Regions from separate parts of the Homo sapiens genome. Here region 1 is linked to region 2. The links are chromatin contacts, found by Hi-C or POLR2A ChIA-PET in ENCODE. All regions are on one chromosome and are shown on one strand. The core of a region is the stretch at or near the end of the contact, and the rest is flanking DNA. Distances in the headings are between cores, read along the strand shown. Region 1 holds the start of L1CAM-AS1 (L1CAM antisense RNA 1). Region 2 holds the start of HCFC1-AS1 (HCFC1 antisense RNA 1).

Region 1 (3,731 bases), core at 776-3,275, 88 kb after region 2:
GGCCAAAGAGGACTTCTGAACCCGTCCATCCCAGTGCGGGTCTGAGAGTGGAACTTGAGGGAAAGGGACTGAGTCCCGGGAGCCCCTCTGCCCCCTGCCCTCCAGCCAGGCAGACTTCCTATCTGCATGTATGGGGTTTGTGTCTCTGCTTGTGTGTGTGTATTTGTGTGTGTGTAACCTCCAGTATTCCTGTTTGTCTGGGTGGGGTCATATATTTGGTTGCATGTGTGTGTGTGTTCGTGAACCAGCATGCACACACATATTGTCATGAGGCCACGTGGGTCTCCTCAGATGCCCCAACAGGGCCTGTGCTGGGAAGGGGTGGGGCTGAGGGTGGCTGCTGCAGTGGCTGGATGGGGACAGAGCCTCTGGCCAACCCAGGCTGTGCTTCAGTGGAGGGGGGTTCCCTGTGGCCCTGTCTCCCAGCCATCTGCGTCTGTGTTCATGACTTAGGAATGCCCAAGCCCTGGGGATCACAGAGGCCCCATTGTCCGCCCCCGGGCTTCCTGTGTCCCCCTCTGCCCTTTAACCCCTCGGGAGTGGGGCCCCTGGAGGGGGCCCGTGGGGCCTGGCAGTGTCTGAGCTGTTTCCAGGCACCCCCACCCCGCCCCCCGCAAACCAACACAGGCTAGGTATCCCAGGACTGCTGTGGGCCAGGGCCTCTCCCTGCCCCAGGCTGGGCTCCTTCCCTGCTCTCCTTTTCAGGCCACAGCCCCAGGAACTGGATGCAGTCTGTTCCTTCTGGCCTGGCCGCTGAAGCCCCCTCTAGTGCTAGGGTCATCCTAGCTCCCTGAGGAGGCCTGGGGCCTGAGAGGAGCCCTAGTTTTGCTGCCACCTCATTTCTCTCGCCTTCTAGGGGTCTCGGAGGCTGAAGCCTTGCCGCCTGCTGGGCATCAGTATCTCCTTCGACACAAGAATGGGGCCACTGCTGTCCCTAAATGCTGATTGGAGAGGGGCCTCTTTGGGAGGGGTTCTGGAGCCTCTGGTTGCAAGAAAGGTATCAGAACAAGTCCAGATTCCAGAGAGCAGAAGAGGGGACCAAGAAACCAGCCTGTCCCCAAGCCCAAAAGGGAAAGGAGTTGGCCTTCTCTTGGACTGAGTACCTGGATGGGGGACTTGGGGGTTTGTTTGGTGTCGGGCTTCAGCTCTGTGCTGAGACGTGATGTTGATCACATCCTACTTCCGCATGGCCTCCATCCCAAGATGTCACTCCCTGCCCCCGACATTTGCCTGCCATCTGCCTGGCAAGTAAGCCCTCCCCACGGGGCAGGATGGCTTGGAGGCCATCCTCGCCCAGGCCCCTGGTTCCCTGGGAAGCCCAGCAGGCACACATGTTGGGATGCCAGAGCCTCTGAGAGGCAGCTTAGGGAGCCACCACGCCCTCTAAAACCCCACCCCTGCTGAGACCCAGTGCCAGCTCTGTGATCTTGGACACAGTTTCCAGTTTTCTGAGCCTCCGTGTCCTCATCTGTAAAATGGGGATGATGATAGCACCTCCCTCCCTGAGGCAAATCTGGGGAGGAGATGAGTGGATGTGAGTGGAAGTGCTCATGAGGCTTTCTGGTACGTGGTAAGTCCACGCTGTAAGTTGATTTAATAGAACAGACCACAGAGGCATGTGATTGTGGGGATGGAGTGGGGCTCCTCCCTCCCTTCCCCAGTAGTCAAGACCGTCCTCCCTGAACCCCACAAAGGGTTAACCTCCGTCTCTTTTCCCCATCTTTTAAGGAGAATGGTCCATTACAGGTGAGTTGTAGTTGCCTTGGAGACTGAAGCCTCAGGCGAGATGAGGGGGCTGAGGGCTCACTCTCTCCTAAGGGTACCCTCTTAGGGAGGGGTGAGGTTGGGAGTGCAGGGACTAAGCAGCAGTCATAAAGGACTTCTGGGCCCCCAGGTACCTGTGGGGGCTCCCTGGAGCAGCCCCCTTTATGTGCTGTCTACATAACACATAACAAGGCTTTCCTCTGGCTTCCCCCACCTCTGGGACTTGGGCTGCATCACCATAGAAACCCGCCAGCCACGGCCTGGGGAGCGGGGCGGGGAGGGCCAGCGGGAGCCTTAAAGGGACACAGTGCACAGGGTGTAGGTGACACCCACACCATCGTATACACACCAACAGGCACAGAAGCCCCCCAGGCTCCCAGGCCTGCAAGCACATGGGCCCAGCACCACACTCTGACCCTTTCATGTGCCCTGTGCTGAGCCCCCAGCCCCACCCCCACTCTGGCCCACTGAGTCACCAGGCACCATGTCCCCAGGAGACAAGGGCAGGAGAAGCCGGATAGTCTCTGCTGTGCTGTTGAAGGGCTCTCTTGTTGCTTCTCCTTTGAGAGGAACTCCAGGCAGAACCTGAGAACTGACAGGCAGGTGTGCAGGGCACATGTGCAGGGCACCGCTGGAGGTTCCCTTCTCAAGGTGTGTGGTGGTGGTGGTGATGGGGTGTGTGTGTGTGTTTTCAGGGAGGAGGCAGTCACTCCAGGTCTAGCCAGGCTCCACAACCTCCCAGGTCCCTCCCTGGCAAGCTGCTTCCCATCAGACCAAAGCAGGCACTTTGGAGCAGAGGACAGAGGACTCCCTGAGGGACCTGCGGGTGTAGTGGGAGGCCAGGTGGGGTGGGATGGGGCAAGGCTCTTCTGGGGCTGAACCCCTCCCTGTAGGCTGCTGGGCGTGACCCTTGCCTCCCTGGCCCTTTCCCACCGGGGAGGATGGGTTTGGGACCGGACTTACTCAGGAATGGCCCCATCTTCAACTGCCCCAGCACAGCGGCCACTGTCCACTCAGTGCATGGTCACGCAGGCTCACTCTTGGCCTAACACATGTGCGTCTCCTCCAGCCAGGTGACCACTTACTCCCAGCCAGCAGCAATATTGGAAGGCTTCCCTGGGATTTTCTGGGTGCTTCCCCCTCCCCCCGTTCCTACCCGCAGCAGGAATCCCCCGACCCCCACCTGTTCCCTGGCATGGCATGGGTCAGCCAGCAGTGTGCCATTCATCCTGTCTCACGGCCGTCCCTTGCCCAGTGCCACAAGTGGGCAGGGCCTTGATGCTCTGTTGCGTGGGGCTTTGTAGGCCCCTCCGGCCCCAGCTCACAGCTGCTCCACCCTCTGTCTGTCTCTCTACCCTGCTCCCAGGCCAGCGTGACGTCCACGCCGGGAAGCCCCTCCACTGACCCAGGCCCATCTTCCCTCCTCCCCGCCCCTTGCCTGGCACAGCCCCCAGGGACAAGGACGCTGTGCAGGCGGCCTGCGCGCACGCGCACGTGCACACGCCCACCCCCACCCCTCACTCTTCTCGCTCTTTCTGCCATTTCTCAGCGGCGCACTCTGCAGCTGCCTCTCACCCTTTGTGCTCCGGTTTCCTCTTCTCTCCCTTTCTCTGCTGCCTGGGTCTCCGTTTCGGAATTTCCCCACCCCCTAACCATCTCCATCGTGGTTAGCGCTGTCTTCCTACGTCTGTCTTTGTCTCCTGCTCCCCCCTGCCTCTTCTCACTCTGTCTGTCACCCTTGGCAGACCCGGCCTTGGCTCCATCTGTGGAACACTCCCCCCTCCCCGCTCCTTTGCCCTTAGTGGTGCTGGTGGGGGGTAGAGGGCCTGCTGAGCTGACAACCCTAGCTGCTTGCTCTGTAATTGCCTGAGGAATGGTGAGAGATCAGAGACCCAGCAGCAGTGGGAGGAGAGGAGGGAGCGCCCCCTCCCAGCTGTTATATCTCGCAACCTTCTGGCTGCTTCCTG
Region 2 (3,946 bases), core at 576-3,075:
CCTCCTCTTTCCTCCCTCCCTCCATCTGCTCCCTCCCTCTCCTCCCTCCCTCCATCTCCTCCCTCACCCTCTACCCTTCCCTCTCTCTCTCCCCTCCTCCCTTACCCGTCCTTCTCCCCTCTCCCCGTCCCCCTCCCCCTTCTCCCCTCCTCCCCCTCCCTCCCCACTGATCGGCTTGCCCCTCCCCTTTGCTGTGCCGGGCTTCAGTGCTTTTCTCTGATCTTCTCCCCGTTCCCTTGTCTCTCCCGTGTTTGAGGATTGGTTTTCGTTAGTTAAAAGAAAGCCCCTAGTCCGACTGGTGAGGGAGAGGGGCTGTCGCCAGCGGTGGTGACTTCAGACCCACACCGTTACCCAGCGGGCTGGGGCTGGGGCTGGGGCGGGCGGATGTGTCCCCTTGGCGCAGGCAGAGCTCCCCTCCCTCCCTCCCTCCCTTCTCCTGCGCCTGCTCAGCTCTCCCTCATCTCGAGTGCCCATTCTGGAGAAATGACCATTTCTAGATTACAGATTCGTTCTCTGTCTCTCGAAAAAGGGAGGGAAGGGAAGCGCTCTTAGGACGCAGAGTTTAACATCCGCCGACCCGGGTAATGCCGGAGCCTTGGGGACCCCTAGGACGGGCCGGCGGCAGGGCCGCCTCTCCCTTTCCACGTTTACTTCTGCAGCATTTCTTTCCAAGTCGCCCCTTCTCCTAATCTGGTGCCTTCTGGTTTACAAGCTGAATTCCAGTTACCCCTCAGCGGCCTGCGTAGTCGTGTGTCTCCCCGCTTCTGCGGATCCAGGGGGTTACCCCACCCGCTCTTCTGCCTCCCTGCAAAACCCAAAGCCCGTTAGTTGGGAAGGGGAGGAACCTCTCTCTTCAGGTATGGCTGATGCACCACGGCCTTCGTGGGGGCCGTTTGTTGTTGCCTCTGCCTAGTAGCCTTGCTTAGTCTCTAGGGCAGAAAGCCTGCTGCTGTCCACGACAGCTTTGTGGCATCCTTTTTCTTGGTGGCTACTTGGCCCGTTTTGTGCCCCTAGCACAAGGGTCAGTTCCCAAGTTGCCTACTGACTGCCCGTTGGCCCACAGGACCCTGGCCTTGCCCAGAAGGCAGGGTCAGGGTGAGTTCGGTCCCAGGCAAGAGCTGGAAGAGTCTGGGTGAGGGAAAAGCCCCCTGCAGGCGGCTGGGGGAGGGCCTTGGGATGCCCTAGTCCTGAGTGGCAGGCACGGCTCCCAGCACTAACCCCTTGCTCCGCGGCCGTTCTCTCCTGGGGGCTCTAGCGATCCCCTGGCCTCGGTGGTGGCCCTGCAGACAAACCCTCGCTGAGTGGGCTTTGTGTCCTGAGCGGTGAGAGGCTGCTGTTCTTTGGCTGAGCTCCAGTGCCTCGATGCTCTGGGGGTGGGAAGCTGGAGCTGCCTGGAGGGAGAAAGTTGGTTTAGGGAGTTGGGAAGGCTGGAGCTGGGCTCTTGGGTGCCGCTTCCTTCCCCACCCCCCAAGGCAGAAAGTGCTGGTTTCTCCACATCTCGGAGATTATCGCCACCTACCACGTTGACTTTGAAAGGCTGGTGGGTTGTCTGTGACCGTTTTTCGTTCCAGGTCTCTCAGCACCTGTTGCCTCCAGGGAGCAGGGCCTTTCTCAGCAGCCCCCGGGCGGGGGCGCTTGGTGGTTGGTGGTGCCCCGCGCCAGCCCAGGCAGCTGCAGTAGCAGGAATTAGCTCAGTAAGCTAAGGCTTCTCCAGTGGTGGGGCTGTTTATAGAGGCACCGTCACCATGAGCAGCACCTTCTCCACTCTGTGGACCGACTTTCTTCTCATAAGGCCTGGAGCAGGCTCCCTGGCAGGGAAATGCAATTTTAGAAAGTAGGGCAGGGGCCTAATTACAGTCGGCTCCAGAGTCCACCACCACTGCTGCCTTGGCTTCCTGGGGCCTCTGCATATTCATTAGTTTATTAAAATGAATTGACCACTTTGGCATGAATTCATTACCAGTCTGCAAAGACAGGTTGTGCATTAGAGGGGTAGCCTGCCTTCCAAAGGGCTGCTTAAAATGAAGCTCTGGGATCCTCCAGGGTAGCAGTTTGGAAACTGTCATCGGCAATTCCTCAGACGAGAGAGCAGCTGGCAGACCTGAAGCCCTCTTCCTCACCGGGGTTTCTGCCCCCTCCCGCCAGCCCGGCCTCGTCACCTTTGTCTTGTCTTCTTTTGTTGTGTTTGGGATGAGATCAGGGCATATTCTCACGCCTGTGCCCCTTGCAGTTCTGCGGGATCAGTCCTCAAAAAGCCTTGTACCTTTGGAGAGAGCTGATCTGGAAGGGGTTCCCGTTGCTAGGATAAGAAAGCTTCAGGGGGTGTGTGCTTTGAGAGCTCTTAGGGTAGCTACTGTGCTTGTCCTTAGGGAATTTTAGTTCCATGTGGCAAGCCAAAGGATTCAGAGTGCTGCCAGGTGTGGGGGGTGGGGGAGCGAGAGCTTTGGCTACGGTGGCTCTGTAATGTCCATAGGTTCTTGGAGCTGGAGGGAGCCTTGGAAAATACCTAGTGGAACTACTTCCTTGTTTCTGCAGATGAGGAAATTGGGGTCCAAGAGGGGAAGTGACAGGTCCAGGGTCGCCCTCCCAGCTGGTGGCGGAGTTGGGCGGGAGTGCAAACCTTCATAGAGGCCGTTCTGCCACCTGTCTTTGGGGCCCATCACCTTTGAAATGCCTCCATTCTCTCCTCTGTCCCTGTATCTAATTGTTCATTGCGTTGGGCAGGCATCAAATGTGTCCCCTTCCACACCAAGCCCTCCTCTCCTCTTACTAGACTCTTGCAGTCACTTCCTGATTGGCCCTGCTAGTTTCATTTGTCGGGAAATCCTGTTCACCCTTCAAGGCCCGGCTGAAACGTCACCTCTTCTGAGAAGCCCTTTCCACTCCTGTCCTCCCCTCTCCAGCAGTCGCACTGCTCTGTGCTCCCAAGGGCCCGGCTTGGTCAGAGCTCTTCTAGGGTGTTTGTCTCATCGTGGGAGGGGGGCATGCAGCCTTCCTACCCCATTGGGAGTATGAGCACAAGATCGGTGTCCTCTGTGCCTCCCAGCACGTCGTATGCCACACAGGAAATGCTCTAATGTGACAGGTAGAACAGAGAGGAAGGCAGCTCGTTGAACTTGACCGGCCACCTCACTGCATGGGCACCAGTCTCTAGGTGGTGATGGGACAGTGGCAACCAGGGATGGAGCTTGCAGAGCATGAAGTGGTTGGGGGAGCTGATGAAACACAGAGAGGCCGGGGCACAGCCTTGCTCAGGAGAGGGGAGCTGGAGTGGTCTTCATCTAGTGCAGGGTCCTTTCCCCACCTTCCCCTCCCAGCTGAGAGCCAGCATTTCCAGGATGAGGGGCCCAAGGATTGGGTTACATGACACCCCCCAGATGATTCAGGGGTGACTGAGAGCAGCTGTCACATTGAAAAGCTGGGAGAAGGGAGGAGAGCTTGCTCGTGTGCTTTCAGGGGGCGGAACCAGGACTCGTGGGTGAGATGAGGAGCCGCAGGTTTGTCGTCACACCAGGAGCTGTGCTCCCTGACAGACCTCTCTTGACGGGGGTGGGGAGGGCCCCTGCCCTGCCTGGAGTGTTCTAGAATGAGATCAGCACCTCTTGGGTCCTGTAGAAGGATCTGGTGAGCGGGATCCCCAAAGATATCACAGGGCGCTTCTGGCCTGGCCCACCGGCTCACTGATCAGCGTGTGATAGGAAAGCTGCCCACTGACCCCACGTGCCATTTAGCTTTGTCCCAAACTCTGACCCGCAGCCCCATAGCTGTGGGCTTTGACCACGAGGGTGCTCAGGGGAGTGAGGGTGGCTGCCTGGACATGGGACCCTAGGGAAGGCACAGATCGGTTGCTTCAAGTCAGTGATGGGGCTGTTGTCTCTGTCTCTGTTTTACGCTGTGACCTCAGGTGTCGCTTGCCCTCCTGGGCTCTGCCCCTTTACCTACCGAG

The links. A loop is a pair of places that touch in the nucleus more often than their neighbours do. ChIA-PET counts read pairs that join two places held with the same protein, here RNA polymerase II (POLR2A). Pooled maps may share reads with other maps.
Region 1: a loop to region 2 is called in a map of dorsolateral prefrontal cortex, with 4 times the contacts of the local background. The contact joins the promoter of L1CAM-AS1 here to the promoter of HCFC1-AS1 in region 2. A Hi-C loop is called at or near these places in 1 of 168 maps with a recorded cell type or tissue (dorsolateral prefrontal cortex), 1 of 37 single-sample maps with no recorded cell type and 4 of 50 pooled maps. POLR2A ChIA-PET finds 5 or more read pairs at or near these places in 4 of 52 experiments (GM12878, WTC11 and activated B cell).

What each region holds. Positions count from the first base shown.
Region 1 is chrX:153,878,966-153,882,696 of GRCh38, reverse strand. It overlaps L1CAM-AS1 (L1CAM antisense RNA 1), which reads right to left and starts at 2,025. Exons shown (of 7, transcript NR_130768.1): 1 at 1,979-2,025. All of the region lies in intron 1 of L1CAM (L1 cell adhesion molecule), which reads left to right. RefSeq lists enhancers at 132-1,129, 3,103-3,162.
Region 2 is chrX:153,966,644-153,970,589 of GRCh38, reverse strand. It overlaps HCFC1-AS1 (HCFC1 antisense RNA 1), which reads right to left and starts at 1,825. Exons shown (of 3, transcript NR_046608.3): 1 at 1,520-1,825; 2 at 1,219-1,391; 3 at 499-805. All of the region lies in intron 1 of HCFC1 (host cell factor C1), which reads left to right. RefSeq lists enhancers at 1-172, 162-401, 3,592-3,946 and a silencer at 1,188-1,366.